2 separate regions of the Homo sapiens genome follow, and region 1 is linked to region 2. A link is a loop called in an ENCODE intact Hi-C map of the cell type or tissue named here. Cell type or tissue: dorsolateral prefrontal cortex. All regions are shown on one strand. Links, peaks and the distances in the headings refer to the core of each region. The heading gives the core; the rest is flanking DNA. Region 1 has its middle 15 kb from the start of KCNJ2. Region 2 has its middle 96 kb from the start of KCNJ2.

Region 1 (5,388 bases), core at 241-5,240, 80 kb after region 2:
AGCATTGTTCAGGGCAAGAGAGTTCCATCTGATGATTCAACATGACCAGTTCTTTAGTCTGATTCCCAGTTGAGTTAGATGAAAGATGCTGTCTTTGTTTGCTAACATCCTACAATCCTACGATTAATTCACGTGACTTCTCCTTGCTCTATTCCCAACCACCATGAAAAATTCACAGACAGTGAACATACACTGACTGTAGTCTTCAAGTGTGTGGTTCCTTTAGCATTCATACTTCTCATTGTAAATAAATATTTTAAGTCCATACATCTGGCTCCTAGGGCCAGATGTGCTGATGGAATCAGACTTTTGAGCTTTTGAGACTGGAGGCAAATGCTGGACTGTGTTATTTAAACTTTATTACTTTATGCATCTTAGTGGCACAGTTATTGTATAATTTTTCTTTAATCTGTGGCATTTTAAAGCTGACCATTTCTAACAACAAGGGCCTTGCTAACCACAGGGTCCCTTGTTTTGCCCAGCACCTTATTGGATTTCAAAAGGTAAAAAGAGTAAATCTCACTCTTGGTGGTGAGAGATAAGAGAACGAAATCCCTGTAGAAATCCAACTTGCAAGATAAGTTTGATGTTTCACGTGGAGGGTGTGCAGAGAACCCCTCTTCTGTCTTCCATATAAAATTTTCTATAAAACCAACATTTCTTAATAATGCATTTTCATGTTATTTTGGAAAAACTCTAAGAGGAGTTGAGTTTTCATCGTGGGTTGATGTGAGGCAAAAACCAAAAACAATCAACAATAAAACAAAACAAAACACCAGAAACAATACATCTGAACTCAAAGCCAGGAAGAGGACACGGCTGACATTTAAAGCTATATTTGAGGAAACTCCTTTTGTGGTTGTTATGTACCTCTAGGTAAAAAGATCTGGAAATTCTAGATTCATTTAAGTAAAATTTTCCAACCTTAAACAGCCAAGGACGTTCTTCAGTTCCATTATTTTTCTTTCTTTTTTTGCTTGCAAGCATGTAACTGGTTTCAGTAGGCATTTAAGAAACATGGCCAGTCTAGTTTTACAAACAGCACTAGCTGAACCAGCCACATTTTTTACCTGCAGGCTGCCAGCTTTCCAAAAAGGGAAAAATCCTTTCATATTTTACTTATACAAAAGACTTATTTGCCTTGCAGAAAGTCTCAGTCTCGGGTTCTCATGTGTAGTCCTCCAAATCAAGAGAACAGACAAGGCATATTCACGAAGAACACATAGGATTGCATTTTTGCTCATTGGACACACCTTGTACCTTTGCATTTTCCTTTTTAAGTAAATTCTATATTGCACTCAACTTCATGCAAATCACTAGCAGGAAGTAGGAACCTAAGAGCAAGTACATTTCAAATCATGCCAGGATTCATGCAGGTTCAGGATTGCCCTGTTTCACTAAAGGATACTAGAAAGAAGATGTGTCATTTTCTTCCAGCAAATTTAACCCATCAGCCCTTCAGGAAGGTGTAAAGACCAGAGGTAGACCCTCTAAATTCTGAACAATTTCCCCCAGGTGAACACTGCAATGGGACCACTGTTGAGGTACTCTCCTCCCATCCTGCTCTATTGTGAAACTAGCTGTTTATTGCAAGTAGCAACAGGATTTCTTTAAAAAAGGATTTTGTTGCCCTTCTCCACTAATTGCTTTTTTGGCATTCTCCTGTCCACCTCTTTTTATTATCCTGCAAAATGATCATAAACCTATACGATGTTTTAGACTACAAATGCCAAAAGGCAGAGCAATTTCAGTAAGCCCTGGTGAACCCAGATGGCCCGATATGAAGATCCCCTGGAAATAGACTTTGTTATAAAAGACTCCACATGCAGACGTCAAATGTGAACCAGGGAAAGATAGAAATGCAGAAAGTCTCGCTCCCCTGTCTTGGTAAATCTGGGCCTCATTTCAATTAAAGCTGAAGTGAAGACTCCTCCTTGAATGGTTCAAATGCCTCGAAATGGAAGGGAGAGGTGAGCTGTAGACTGAGGCAAAAGTACATACTGTATTTATAATCGAACACAGCTTTTTATATAATTACATCCTTGTGCACTTTTTATTTTTGGTTCTTAAACAAAGTCACTCAGATGAAATTAAAGAGTGTGCAGGAGAAGGTGCTTCTCTGCTTCTTCCAGTTTCTATGGCAACTCGGGGGCATCTTATTCAGCTGCCTCATTGACTGAGTGTGCCCAAGTGATGCTGGCTGCCACTTCAGCTCCTCCCTGGAAAAGGCAGGGAGGAGTGCTTTGTTGACCTTATGGCCACCAAAAGAACTCATGATAGGACTGAAGAAAACCTCTGACATGTTCATTCAACTTTCCCTCATTTTGTCATATATGGTTGCCATCTGACAGTGCTTTTGCCGAGAGTGTTTTGTTAGAAATGTGTGTATACTTGCCTTTGAAATTTCTCTCTTGGTAAATAATCTGTTTTTATGAGAAAGTTCCTAATGTAAAGGAACCTCCTATATACTATTCGACGAGACACTCTGTTTGCAGGACCAAATGAAGAGCTGCTTAACTGGGACTTTAGATGTAAAACTGTATTAGCAAAAATGTAAAAAAACAAAATCCAAGTAAAATGACAAAGGCTGAGACTTGATTCATTTGTTTGTTGTACTAGATTGAATGTTTGCCAAGGGATGTCTTTCTGTCCATGTGTCAGGACTGGGGAAATGCTGAGGCGAAGATGATTCACAGAACTAATCGCAGCAGAATACGGGGTCAGAGCAGTCATTTAGCAGGAGGGAGGGAAAGAACAGGGTTCACCGGAGCAAAGTCCTTACAAAACCAACTTAAACTGTAAGAAGAAACACTTTCAAATTTTAGGTTAAACATTGCATTAGGTAACCATGCTTTATTATTGTAACTTTATTAAGAGTCACTTGTGAGCACTACTAATTACAGCAACAACAAACAGAGTGGCAGGCAAATGATAGAGAATTACAAATGTGTGGGAAGAAGGAAGAAAAGAGGAGAGAAGGGAAGCGGAAGGTAGGAAGAGAAGGAGGGAAGGAAGGAGGAAAGAAGAAGCAAGGGAAGAGAAAAAAAGGAAGGAAGGAAGAAGGAAGGGAGGGAGGGAGGGAGGGGAGGGGAGAGGGAGGGGGAGGGGAGGGGAGAGGGAGGGGGAGGGGAGGGGAAGGGAGGAAGAGAAGGAAGGGAAACAAGGAAACAGGGAAGGAAGGAAGAAGGGAGGGAAGGAGGGAGAGAGGGAGGAAGGAAGGAAAGGATGGAGGAAGGAGAACATACATGCTATTTTTGAAATGTCTCTGGCATTGGAGTTTCTCTATGCTTAATTTTCTCACATTTCCCTAAACCAAGAAATTGTCATAACATTTTTACCTCACAATTCCATAATTTTCATAGCAGTAGAAGCTTGCTTGGGTGTGTATGTTTGTTGTCAGAAAGCAGTCTATCAAAACCAAACCAAATATATACAAACATTTAATTTTTCCTTGAGGGACTGTTTTACCTATAGAATTTCCATTGTAAGAGTAAAAAAATATAGATTATAAAGTGATGTCTTCTGATTATGACTGTGTGTCTATACAAGTATTATGTTTGTAAATAGTTGTTTTTTAACTAAGTTGATTTTAAGGTTACTGTTACTGATATATGGCAAATGGTTTCAAGAGAAGTGGCTAGAAGGAGGCTAGGAGGGGAAGAAAATGGTATGTATTATATTTTAAAGGTCTTACATATTTTAATTTTAAGATATTATGAAGTTGAGAAAACAGGTTTGTCTCACCAAACTTCCACATTAATGTGAACGTTTGCAGATAGTTTATCTAGAATTCAAGGGTAAAAATCAAAACAAAAGGTAGAAGTTACCATCATGAATTAGAAAAGAAAGTGAGAGGGAAAGAAAGCGAGAGAGAGAGAGAGAGAGAGAGAGAGAGAAAGGAGTTTTTTAAGCCAGGTAAGATTATTTATAGACATTTGAGATGTCCTTCCAAGTTATCATAGCAGAAGGTTGCTTACTTAATCCAAGTCCACTCTCCCGGTGCAGCATATTTTGTAAAGCCTCCTGGGTCATTTGAGCCAAATCAGAACCATTGACAATTAAACAACCAAACCATCTCACTAATTACATGTTCTTTATAGTCACTCATTGATTGTTTTGTAGGACATGATATTTGCGATCTTAATTATCCAACTTTGTCACTTAAATGTGGTTCTGATTGAGTTCTGGATTTTTCTAAACATAGAATTTAACCTTAACCAAAAAGTTATAAAAAATTTTGTCACAAATAAAATATTTAAATGAGGTGCACTGAAAACGATTCCCAATAGGGTGTTTCAAAAACACTTGAATCCACAGTGACCTCCCTGCAAAGATATTTAATCTTCCAAATGAAGATGTCCACACATGGAGGAAAAGAACAGTGTGTCTGTACAGTGCCTAATAGATCCTAAGTACTCAGTAATTGGTAGTTACTGTTCTATACAAACTTTTTATATCTAAAACCCAGTTACTTTTCTTAGTTTTTAAGACAAAATAAATATATAACCATACCACCCATTTTCTAAGTTGTGACTGATTGGAGACCAAGTCCATAAAGAAAACTCTGAGTGCCCAGTATTACATTATAATCGCTTAACAAATTTTTGGTTGAGTTGAATAGAATTTTCTAAAGTCAAATTCCTTAATGGCCTCAACCTCTCCGAATATAATCTCAAACCTGAAATAAAAAAGATCTCCGAAAATCAGTACAATGAATATAAAACCTGCGCAGAAGCCAGGTCATTTGTGTCTCCTCTGGGCCTTCTGAACCTCCCTGCTATTACGTATGATATTAGTCATAGAGGATTATGTGATATCCTCTCTGATAATCTATATTATATATGATATGACGATATATGATAAACTCATCATATATGCTATGACATATATGATACAATAATCTATATCATAATGGGTTGATCTGATTTATTTGACCCAGAGAATAAGAAGCAGAAAACAAACTAGCACTAGGGGACTTCTGGCAGTGGACAAAATATTAGCTGCTGGTTTCGTGATAAAAAAAGATTAAAAAGCATATCCCATCAGAAAGAGGTGCACATATTAGCTTGAGTCACATAAGGAAATGTTAAATAATATATATCATCTTTTGAATAAGGCAGATAATTGTATAATATTTTAGAAAACCATTCCTCCAAAACAAAAAAAATGCCCTTGAGGTGACAAATTTCAGTTAGTTGGAGAGAGCCACTTCCTAAGTAATTATTCACCATTATTATTCTGTTTAGTAACACTCACGTGCTGCCTCTGGTTTACCTTGCTTCAATTCCTCCCTTGCGAATTCTTATCTACTGGGTCTTCCCCTTTCCCCCAGCCATTCTACTTCTCTACTTTCCAAAGGAGGATGACCAACTCCCCTGGTTTGCCCAG
Region 2 (5,388 bases), core at 153-5,152:
TCATTCGGAGAGGGATCCCATTCCGTGCACATGTGGTTGTTGGCAAAATTCAGTCACTTGTTGAGGGTGGACAGTGGGCCTCAGTTTTTGCAGGCTATTGGCTAGAGGTTACCCTCATTTCTTTCTTGTGTGAGTTTCTCTGTAGGGTAGCTTAAAATATAGCAGCTTCCTTTATTGAAGCTAGTAGTGAATACAGTCTTCTAGCAAGACAACTTATAAATCAGCTTAAATACTATAATTTTGGAAGTGATAGCCCATCACCTTTGCTGTGTACTATTATAAGCAAATCACAGGTTCCCCTCACATTTAAGGGGAAGGGGATATGAAGTGGGTATAGTACCAAGAGTGGGAATAACTAGGAACCACTTTAAAAACTGTCCACAACATAAATGAAAATTAGTTTTGCTTCTGACCAGAGATGTTCTTGATGAGAGGTATAAAAATGTGAGAATTATAAGAGAAGTTCCAAGGAGAACTATTGATTTTTATTTCTCCCTTGTTTGATTAAAATTAGCCTTTGTCAATTTTTAAACATTAAAAATCAAGGACTTTTCTTAAGGTGTTAAAATTTTCCTGACTTTATTTATTTATTTATTTATTTGTTTGTTTGTTTGAGACAGAATCGCTCTGTCACCCAGTCTGGAGTGCAGTGGTGTGAGCTCGGCTCACTGAAACCTCTGCCTCCTGGGTTCAAGTGATTCTCCTGCCTCAGCCTCCCAAGTAGCTGGGACTACAGGTATCCACCACGTCTGGCTAATTTTTGTATTTTTAGTAGAGGCGGGGTTTCACCATCTTGGCCAGGCCAGTCTCGAGCTCCTGACCTCAAGTGATCCACCCACCTCGGCCTCCCAAAGTGCTGGGATTACAGGCCTGACTGGCTTTAATCTGTTCTCCTTAGTTCCCTCATCACACCATGGTACATCCTTCTATCCCAGCATTAACACAGTGATTGCTAAACATCAACTGGCACATCTAGCTCCCTCATTATATTCTGAATTCTTTGGGGGCAGAGTCTTCAAGTTGATCGTTGTGACCCTGCAGGGCAAAAAATAAACCCTCAATAAATGCTTGCCGAATGTTTGAATGAATGAACCAATAAATGAATTTAATTTTCCACATACCTTTTTCTCTTTAATCCAAACTTTACAATAGCCTAGTATGATGTAAATAATAATTCACTTATATATTTATTTTATGTATTCATCATATAAATTTACATATACTTTTCCAAATACTGTATACACATCACATTTGTATTTGCAAATATGCAAATATTATGGAAACATTCTTATTTCCAAATATTGCAAAATCTGGAGTTTCCGGAGATTTCACAGGGCCAGAAGTTAAAACCATAAATTTAAATTCCTTATTTTTTCTCCTAGAGCTGGAACCTGATTGTTGACCTTATCTTTGAACTGCTAGCCAACTGATCTGGATTACAAAGATCATGTATGTCAAGCCACATGTTCGTCTCTAATATGTGGTATAAAGAAATAGGGAAGGACATGTGGTCACAGAGTTCTTTGATGGTGATGGGGGTGGGAAGGGTTGAAGCATTTGTGTTTTTCATAGTTAGAATCCAGAAAGTTCTGAAATGAACAAAAAATAAATTTGTTTTAGCAGCTTCTCCGCTGGGGTAAGGAATGCTGATTCTTAAAAGAACTTGGGAGAGAATGTTTTGGTGAACTTGTATACTGTACCATAAATATTTTTGCTAAAATTATAGAATTGTCTGTTTCCTTTCAAATTGCATCAGGATCCAGGCAAGACCAATGAGTTTTTAATGTGGAAATTTCATGCACACGTTTCAGCTTCTTCCTTTTCTTTTTCAACTTTGCCAAGTTGTTTTATGTTTAGTAAAGACTGATTTATCAGTGCTTTTTTGGCCTACCTGATGTGTTATGCAACTCTTTACCAAATTCAGGGATACAACCATCAGTTTGCAAGCTTGCTTTGTTGTAGCCCAAAAGAGCTTTAATAGATTCGGGCTGATTTATTTACCATGCTGAACAATTTTTGCATAGCCTAAAGCCTGATTCTTCTCTTCCATTTCTTCTTTGAAATTACAGAAAAAATTAATGAGACACAGTCACAGTCTGACTTGTTCTGTTCCTCAGGGTGCAGAATAAACAGATTCTGATCTGCTGCTGTTTGGAAACTGCAAAATGATAGAAATTCCTATTTTGGGTGACTGGAGAGGGGAAGCTCTTGAAGCATGATTTTTTTTTTTTTCTTTCCAGTAAAGTGTGAGTAAGACAGAAAAGAGAACACAGCAGAACAATCTGCAAAAAGTAAATATATTCCTCTTTGGTAACCGTAAATAGCAGAGGAAGATGTTGAGAGGCACTGGTGCTTTTAAGTGGAAGGCACTGCAACCAGGGTCACTATGCCTGGCTTCCACACGGTGGTATACCTTCTGTGGAGAGACTTCAGATGTGGTTTCAATTCTGATGAAGGTAGCTGACAAGAATGCTTGTTGGGTCAACATCTCAGTGATGTATCTATCCTCTTCTTCTCTCTGAGCATTGCCAAGAATAGGATCCAGGTCAGCACTGGAGAAAGCGTTTGCTCCAAGTTCTCATCAAACAGAATTTCCACTTGTTCTCCAAACAATAAATCCTGAAAGGAACATCTCGCATGCACTTTAGTTTACTGAGATGACTGTTCAGCGGCACACATCGTTGCCTGGCATCATTGCAACATGAGCTATATTTATAATCCAATGTTTCATCTAATGTTCAATAGCACATGGTGAGTCAAGAACCTCCTAATGTTAGTGAGAAGAAATATAAAGTTATAAACCCAGACTAATAAATAAGGCATCATTTTGGGGGTGTTATGGGCTGAATTGTGTCCCTGCAAAATTCCTATGTTGAAGTCCTAATTCTCAATATCTCGGAAGGTAACTATATTTGGAGGCAGAGTCTTGAAATAGGTAATCAAGGTTAAATGAGGTCGTTAGCGTGGGCACTAATCTATTATGATTGGTATCTTTATTAGAAGAGAGATGAGGACGCAGAAAATACAGGTGAAGGGACAACTATGTGAGGACACAATGAGAAGATGGCCATCTTCTAGCCATGGCAAGAGGCCTCAGAAGAAGCTGACCCTATGACACCTCAGTCTCAGACATCTAGCCTCCAGAATTCAGAGGAAATTAATTTCTGCTCCTTAAACCACCCAGTCTGTAGTAGTTTGTTATCCCAGTCCTAGCAAACTGATATGGGAAGTAAGTCTTCTAGTGAAGTTACCTTCCTCAGGCAAAATTACTTGTTCTGTGTGAGATTCCAGTTAGATCTCATCGTGCCATGTGGCTTTAGTTTTTCCTATAGTTGCCATTTATTTGTTTAAGTGACTTGACGCATATGATTTTCCTTGACTTTCTGCTGTTTGTCCTGGCATCAAGAAGACTGCATACTGACTCTTCAATGGGTAGAAGAAAGCATTCACAAGCCAGCCATGGTGGCTCATGTCTGTAATCTCAGCACTTTGTGAAGCCGAGGTGGGTGGATGCATTGAGCCAGGGAGATGGAGGTTGCAGTGAGCCAAGATCATGCCAGCCTGGGCTATGGGCCTGGCTAAGGGGGGTGGGGGGAGAGGAGAGAGAGAGAGAGGGAGAGAGAGAGAGGGGGGAAGGAAGGAAGAAAGGAAGGAAGGAAGGAGAGAGAAAGAAAAGGAAGGAAGGAAGGAAATGAAAGGAAAGAAAGAAAGAAAGAAAGAAAGAAAGAAAGAAAGAAAGAAAGAAAGAAAGAAAGAAAGAAAAAAGAAAGAAAGAAAGAAAGAAAGAAAGAAAGAAAGGCAGGAAGGCGGCAGGCAGGAAGGCAGGAAGGGAGGAAGGAAGAAGGGAAGAAAGGAAGAAAGGGAGAAAGAGAAAGAAAGAATTAACAAAAAGATCCACAGGACAATTTTCTTAGAGGGGATTATATTGATGAAAATAATACCAATTCAGGTGGAAAATAACCATTGTTTTAGGACCTACATGGATATGCTAAATCATATTACCTAAGACCCCATGCTCCTAAAAGAAGATGGCTACTTGTCCTATAGTGGAAAAAGCAATAAACTGGAAGTAAGTAGCTTACGTGAAATTTCTTTAACTCTCTGAAGTACCATACAAATGCAGCTCACTCTTTCCCATGGGAGTCTGTGCATTGACCTTGGGATGTAAGTGGGATTTGCTTTATTATTTTCTTCTTCTTTTTTTTTTTTTTTTTTTTTTTTTTTTTTTTTTTTTGAGACGGAGTCTCGCTCTGTCGCCCAGGCTGGAGTGCAGTGGCGCAGTCTCGGCTCACTGCAACCTCTGCTTCCCAGGTTCAAGCAATTCTCCTGTCTCAGCCTCCCAAGTAGCTGGGATTACAGGTGCACGATGCAATACCTGGCTAATTTTTTGTATTTTAGTGGAGACAGGGTTTCACCGTGTTGCCCAGCCAAGGAGACAACAATTTTAAGTATTTAAGGGATTTGTAAACTAAGTACAGTCATGCATTGCTTAATGACAAAGATGCATTCTGAGAAATGCATTGTTAGGTGATTTTATCGTTGTGTGAACATCATAGAGTGTACTTACACAAATCTGTATGTCATAACCTCCTACACACCTAGGCTGTATAGTATGGCCTGTTGCTTTTAGCTTACAAATGGTAATCAGCATTCAGCATGTTACTGTACTGAATACTGTAGGCAATTGTAATACAATGGCAACTATTTATGTATGTAAACAGAGAAAAATTAGAGTAGAAGTATGGCATTATAATCTTATGGAACTTCATTGTATATGTGGTTTGTGGTTGACTGAAATGTTATGTGACACATGACTGTTTTTGAACCTCAGACTCAGGTCTTCTGACTTGAAGGTATATACATTTCCCATCTCTCCACAATAACTCTGTACATTCAGTATATTCAGTGGGGGAAATGCATTAAAAGCACATAGCATATGCCTATCATATAGTAAATGATCAGTAATATTAGGTGAAATTAATATCGTTATTATAGTAAAAGTTTCAATTAATAAGCCAGATATTTGCTAAGCATTAGTCAGCCTTAGTTCATTTATTACTTAATGAGGGGTCTTAATTCTTTTGTTAGATAGTCTTGATAAAAATATTAGAAAAATACACTCACCTATTTTATTGGAGTACAATATCATATGAGTAATTTTTATTTTATTACATTCATTAGTTATAATTCAATTTATAAATCTGCACAGTAAAATATGTCATTATGGAAAAGTATGAGGTGGTTTGAACCTCTTGTGACTAAGAGTTCTATCTGAAATAAGTAGTTTGATTTAAAAAAATAGCAAATATTCTGTAGGCACTGTGTAACCAATGAAATTTGAGGGGATTAATTTTTTTTACATTTAATGAGCATGTATTAGGATCTTAT

What was found. Hi-C counts contacts between places; a loop is a spot of excess contacts. Peaks named below come from ENCODE experiments on the same cell type or tissue, not always from the same donor. Only the 100,000 strongest peaks of a DNase experiment are listed, where the experiment ranks them.
Region 1: it touches region 2 in a loop (2.1-fold over the local background); 2 of 110 quality-filtered maps call a loop at or near these places.

What each region holds. Positions count from the first base shown.
Region 1 is chr17:70,182,261-70,187,648 of GRCh38, reverse strand. No RefSeq gene overlaps it. Among named protein-coding and RNA genes, the nearest start is that of KCNJ2, 15 kb to the right of the region's middle. In dorsolateral prefrontal cortex, for the core only: no CTCF peak of the experiment used is centred there; a DNase peak (open chromatin) is centred at 2,183; H3K4me3 peaks cover 863 bases; H3K27ac peaks cover 3,678 bases.
Region 2 is chr17:70,262,490-70,267,877 of GRCh38, reverse strand. No RefSeq gene overlaps it. Among named protein-coding and RNA genes, the nearest start is that of KCNJ2, 96 kb to the right of the region's middle. In dorsolateral prefrontal cortex, for the core only: no CTCF peak of the experiment used is centred there; no DNase peak of the experiment used is centred there; H3K27ac peaks cover 1,632 bases.